Regions from separate parts of the Homo sapiens genome. Here region 2 is linked to region 1. The links are chromatin loops, found by intact Hi-C in ENCODE. Cell type or tissue: heart right ventricle. All regions are shown on one strand. Links, peaks and the distances in the headings refer to the core of each region. The heading gives the core; the rest is flanking DNA.

Evidence for each region. Hi-C counts contacts between places; a loop is a spot of excess contacts. Peaks named below come from ENCODE experiments on the same cell type or tissue, not always from the same donor. Only the 100,000 strongest peaks of a DNase experiment are listed, where the experiment ranks them.
Region 2: a loop joins it to region 1, with 7 times the contacts of the local background. A loop is called at or near these places in 24 of 110 quality-filtered maps.

Annotation. Positions count from the first base shown.
Region 1 is chr7:57,478,911-57,481,834 of GRCh38, reverse strand. No RefSeq gene overlaps it. Among named protein-coding and RNA genes, the nearest start is that of ZNF716, 30 kb to the right of the region's middle. In heart right ventricle, for the core only: a CTCF peak has its summit at 1,344 (motif pointing right); no DNase peak of the experiment used is centred there.
Region 2 is chr7:57,311,071-57,313,994 of GRCh38, reverse strand. No RefSeq gene overlaps it. Among named protein-coding and RNA genes, the nearest start is that of MIR3147HG, 92 kb to the left of the region's middle. In heart right ventricle, for the core only: no CTCF peak of the experiment used is centred there; no DNase peak of the experiment used is centred there.

The DNA.
Region 1 (2,924 bases), core at 169-2,668:
TCAGAATGAGAATGAATACAGCCTTGTTGGTAGACTACTGGTATCCCAGAGGCTGATCATTTATTTCGGCTGTGTAGACATTGCTTCATAATGCCAGTGAGCCCTTGCAACCAAGTTGCCTTTGTTTCCCATCGATGTGGTCATGTTCTGGTCTCTGTTTTTCGTAAGCTGTCCCAGATGAGGGGTGATTATTTCTTGCATAAATGAGATTCCTTCTTTTTTCTCTGCCATGAGATCCTCCTATTCTCTCTACTGAAAGCAACATGTTGAAGGCAGAAATAGAGACAATATATAAATATATCCCTTGCCATGTGGCCAGGATAAACAGCTTATGACATCTCTTATCAAGAAGTTTGATTAATTTCAGGGAAGCAGGGGTGTTTTTCTATGATATGCTCTTTCTCTTAAAAGCACCTCTGATTAAGGCTAATAAAGATAATCTCTCTTACGATAAACAATAAGCCAACACATTAGTAACGTAATTACATGAATAATGTCCCACCACAGTCACACATTTTCTCACACTCAAGAGAAAAGGATTACACAGCAGGTGTGCACGGAAGTGGGAACCTGAGGGTCATCTGAGAATTTTGCCTACCCACCTGAATAGATTTCTAAAATCGCCTTTCAGTTGCTTTTGTTGTCTTTCTAAGTAAACAAAGATATCATCTGCAAATAATAATTAATTGAACTGCTTTTCAATTTTATTCATTAAAATAATTATTAACATTTTCTGGTTTACATGAAATAGTTCTCATTTATATTATACATTCACATACATATATATAAAACAATACAAATGTATCCATTTTAAATTTTTGTTAAATTTTTAAGAACGAATGTTAAAGGTAACTTCTTTTCTGTTTGAAATGGTTTTTATTATTGTATTCAAGAGTATTATCTCCGGAGTCAAAGTTGCTTGTGTTTTAATACTGGCTCTGCTATTGTAAGCAGGTTATTTCTCTCTCTAGCTCTGTTTTTTTTCTTTGTAAATTAAGAATAATAATACCTTTGTTATTAAGTTACTGTGTCTATTAGTCCATTCTCACATTTTTGTAGGGATGTACCCAAGGCTAGGTAAATTACAAAGGAAAGAGGTTAATTTGACTCACAATTCAGCATGGCTGGAAAGGCCTCAGGAGATTTACAATCATAATGAAAGGGGAAACAAATATGTCCTTTTTCATATGGTGACAAGAAGAGAAAATGTGCTGAGCAAAAGGGAGAAAAGCCCCTTAGAAAACCATCAGATCTTATGTGAACTCACTATCATGAGAACAGAATGAGGGTAACTGACCACATGATTCAATTACCTGCCACCAGGTGTCTCCCATGACACACAGAGATTATGGGAACTACAATTCACAATGAGATTTGGGTGTGGACACAGCCAGACCATATCACTGTGAAAACAAAATTTATTAACACATGTATAGTGTTATGGTTATTGCTCAGTACAAATTAGCTATTATTAACTAGATATTTATATGCTGCATTATGTTAATACATTCTTTCACACAAATATTTTTCCATTACATGAGTTTTCCAACCAATAGATGAATATATATTTAAATTACAATTTTATTCTAAATGTGGTGTATACATTTAGAATAATAGCATACACAATGGATCCCATGTAGCCTTAAAAAGGGGGGAAATATTGTCAATTGAAAAAATATGGATACATTTAGAGGATACTTTGCTAAGTACAATAAGCCAGGCACACAAACAAAAGTACTGCATGATTTCATTTATATGTAGAATCTAATAAAGTTTTAATAACAAAGCAGAATGTGGAATAATTGTTTACCAGAGGCAGATGTTGATAAAAGAATGCAGTTTTACAGACAAAATAAAGAGGTTTTGAGATCTATTGCACAGTAGGGTGATTATAGTCAATGATAATGTATGTATGTTTCAAAATAACTAACAGTAAGTTTTAATGTCTCACCACAAAAAATGATTGGTAAGTGAGGTGATAGATGTGTTAGTTAACTTGTCTTATTTCATATTTTATACACATATCAAAACATTACACTGTACCCCATAAATATGCAATTTTGATTTGTCAACCAAATATTATAGTAATACATTTTTTTTTTGTAAAACTTAACTTTAAAAATTGGGCCAGAGAAATAAATGATTCTTCATATCTTATAATTTCAGGAAAGATATGCATTTATTTTTAATTACACACAGCTTGGTTACTTAGTGATGTTGGTAAGTAAACTTTTGATATCATGAATAGTGTGAACCTATCACTCAATAATAAAATATGTTAATTATCATTGTTCAGAATAATATAATTCTTTCTTTTCTTTTCTTTCTTTTTTTTTTTTTTTTTGAGACGGAGTTTCGCTCTTGTGGCCCCGGTTAGAGTGCAATGGTGCCATCTCGGCTCACCGCAACTTCCACCTCCTGGGTTCAAGCGATTCTCCTGCCTCAGCCTCCCGAGTAGCTGGTAGCATGCGCCACCATACCCAGCTAATTTTGTATTTTTAGTAGAGATGGGGTTTCTCCTTGTTGGTCAGTCTGGTCTCAAACTCCCGACCTCAGGTAATCTGCCTGCCTCGGCCTCCCAAAGTGCTGGGATTACAGGCATGAGCCACTGCACCCGGCTTTATTTGAAAATAGAATACTTTACAAGATAGACTCTAAAGCAACTGTTTAAAGTAAAATTCTCTCAAGATAAATTATTTTCTTCAATTATAGAGAAAAGTTATTTAAATATACATTTTAAACTACCTTTAAATTTACCAAGTAAACCTAAAAATTAGTTGGCAAAAAATAATTTATTAAGCAAGTAGATCAGAAAACAATTTGTCTCTTTCTCTAATTTTAAAACTGACAAACACTCAGCATTTAAGTGCTTATTATCTAGTGTTACTAGAGTAGTAAAGAGCAGTACAAAATGAGGGATCTTT
Region 2 (2,924 bases), core at 229-2,728, 170 kb after region 1:
ACCACGCCCAGCTAATTTTTGTACTTTTAGTAGAGACAGGGTTTCACCATGTTGGCCAGGCTGGTCTCGAACTCCTGACCTCAGGTGATCTGCCTGCCTCCGCCTCCCAAAGTGCTGGGATTACTGGCATGAGCCACTGCATCTGGCCCCTTTTTCTTTTTCTTTTTCTTTTTCTTTTTCTTTTTTTTTTTTTTTTTGAGACGGGGTTTTGGTCTGTCACACAGGCTGGAGTGCAGTGGCACAGTCTTAGATCACTGCAGCCTCTAACTCCCAGGTTCAAGCAATCCTCCCACTTCAACCTCCTGAGTAGCTGCGACTACAGTCATTCTTTTTAAAAACCGTAGAACACTGATGGACACCTCGGGCAGCTCCAGTCTTTCGCTTCTGCAGGCAGTGATTTGGTGATGGTCCTTGCATGCACCTTTGGGCACAGGAAAATCACTGAGTCCTTTTGAATCTGGTGAAGTGGCCCGAGAGTTTACCCCTCCCCAACCTCATCTTCACCCCTTCAGCCCACCCCACCCTTGCTGGTGTTTGTGTCTTGGCCTTTTAAGGACTTTTTCAAAATTGACTTTGGCTTCTTGGCCTGAACTCTGAAGTGTCTGAGATGAAAAGATAGCAGGCTTGGCTGAGGGGGCTGGGGGCAAACAGTGAACCTGAGGCCCTCAGCCCCAGCGCAGGAGGGGCCACAGTCCCAAGTCTCTCCCGTCTCCAGCTGTGGGAGCAGGTGATGTGGCTGGAGGAGGAAGCTGAATTGTGTTGGGCTCCAGATGAGTTTGGGAACCAGAAGGAAGCGGGAAGCTGGCCCCACACAGACCCACTTCTCTTGGCCTTCGAGAACAGCACCAAGAGGCACAACATGGGTTCAGTATTTACTGGGGCCTCTCCTAAACCAAACAGGACACCACGGGCAAGTTGGAGCAAAGTCCTGGCAAACCTGAAGACACATCCCGTGGAGCCCCAAGGAGCCGAGGGTCACAGGAGGGGCCCTGCCTTCAAGGCCGTGGCAGACAGCACTGGCACCATCTCCACACAAAGTCACCGAGTGATGTTCAGTCGTCTGAGGCCGGGGATTGTAACTGCCCTGCTCTGATCTAGGCCACAGAAGTGAACAAATCAGTTCGGATTCCCACCCTCTAGAAATTTCTTCAGTTTAGGTGGGAAGAGAGAGGATAAACAGGCAAAAACTGGCCAGGGTGCAGGGGGCTACAGTGGAGAGTGGCCCGGCTGTGGGGGCAGAACAGGGGTACTGCCCAGCCTGGAGGGGGAAAGCCTCCCCAGTCATGCCTCGTCCCAGCTTAAAATGCTTTGGGGCCTCCCAGGGTTTCTCAGGGCTCCTGGGACCATGGCCTCTGCATGATCTTCCCTGACCACCTCTACCAGCAGGGTCAGTGGTGCCAGCTTGGCAACATTTGGTGCCCATGTCTACCTGGGGTCCCTGCATGGCTGCTCCCTCTGCTGGCAGTGCCCTCACCTCCCACCTCCCACTCGTCCTTCAGCTCTCAGCTGAGATGTCACCTTCTCCTCCAGGAAGCCTTCCTTGATGTCCCTGGATAGTCTTGGGGCTATCACATGCTCCTGTACATTCCTCATCCCTGCTTCAGTCACTCTGGATTGGGGTTACTTGTTTGTGGGTGGCCCAAGGTAGCCCAGCATGGCCAGAACCCAGCCCTGTGGCTGACCCTGCTGGATTCAAATGCTAGCTCCGCCTCTTAGCTGTGCAATCTTGGGCCTCAGTTTTCTCATCTGGAAAAAGGGCATAGTGATGGCACCTACCTCACAGGGTGGTTGTGAGGAAGAAGCAATTTAATACACGTACTTAGAATGACATCTGGCACCGAGTTTGCACTCAGTAAATGTTGGCTCTGCCATTATGCCTGTTTTCTCTCCCACAGAACATAGCAGGTGCTCACTTCACATTTGCATGCTAAATTAGTGCAGCCATTCAAATATGCTTGTGAAAATGAGCAATGAGGGGAAAGGCTTAGGTAATTCAGATGCTACTCGACTTGGGATGGGGCTGTGGCCTGATAAACCCACTGTAAGTTGAAAATATCATTTGGTCAAAATTGCATTTAGCACAGCCAACCTACTGAACATCATCATAGCTTAGCCTAGCCTCCCTTAAAGGTGCTTGAAACCTTTACACTTGCCTACATTGGGTAAAATCATCTAACACAAAGCCTATTTTATAATAAAGTGTTGAATATTTCATGTAAAATTATCGTACTCTGTATTGCTAGCCTGATAAAAGATTAAAATTCAAAATTCAAAGTATGATTTCTACCAAATGCCTATCTCTTTCATATCATCATAAACTCAAAAAATCCTAAAATGAACCATTGTAAGTCAAGGATCACCTGTAATGGAAATATTTTTTAAAACACAACAGTAAAGAGTGGAACAGTAATGATTTACAACTATGCAACACACACACACACACATACACACACAGTCCAATACCCTGGCTTGGGGGAAAGAAAGAAACAGACTGTTTAGTGTGGTTTTGTTAGAAGGATGGGACAAAAATTTTTTTTCTTTCTTGTTTGATGTGTGTTTTTTTCTAATCTTCTTTAATAAGCACAGTTTCAATTTAAATGGGAAAAAATAACAACGAATCTAGAGAAGGAACCTGCAAGCCCTCTCTGTTCCATAGAGTTTTCCCACAAACTGGGGCAGTGGGTGGGGTAGGTGGGGTGTGGCAGGGTGGTCAGAGAAAGAGCTGCCCTTTAGAAGTTAAGCAAGAGCTGGAAAACCAATGTGTGCCAGGTGGGGATAGGGTGTGAGCTTGACCAGGGGAAGTTGTGGCGACTAATAACAAAGCAACCCATTTCCTAACTCTGGGCATGGCAAGACATGCTGGATGCCCCCACTCCCCAGACCCCAAGATGGAGCTAGCAACCCTGCCTAACGCCACAGCCCTG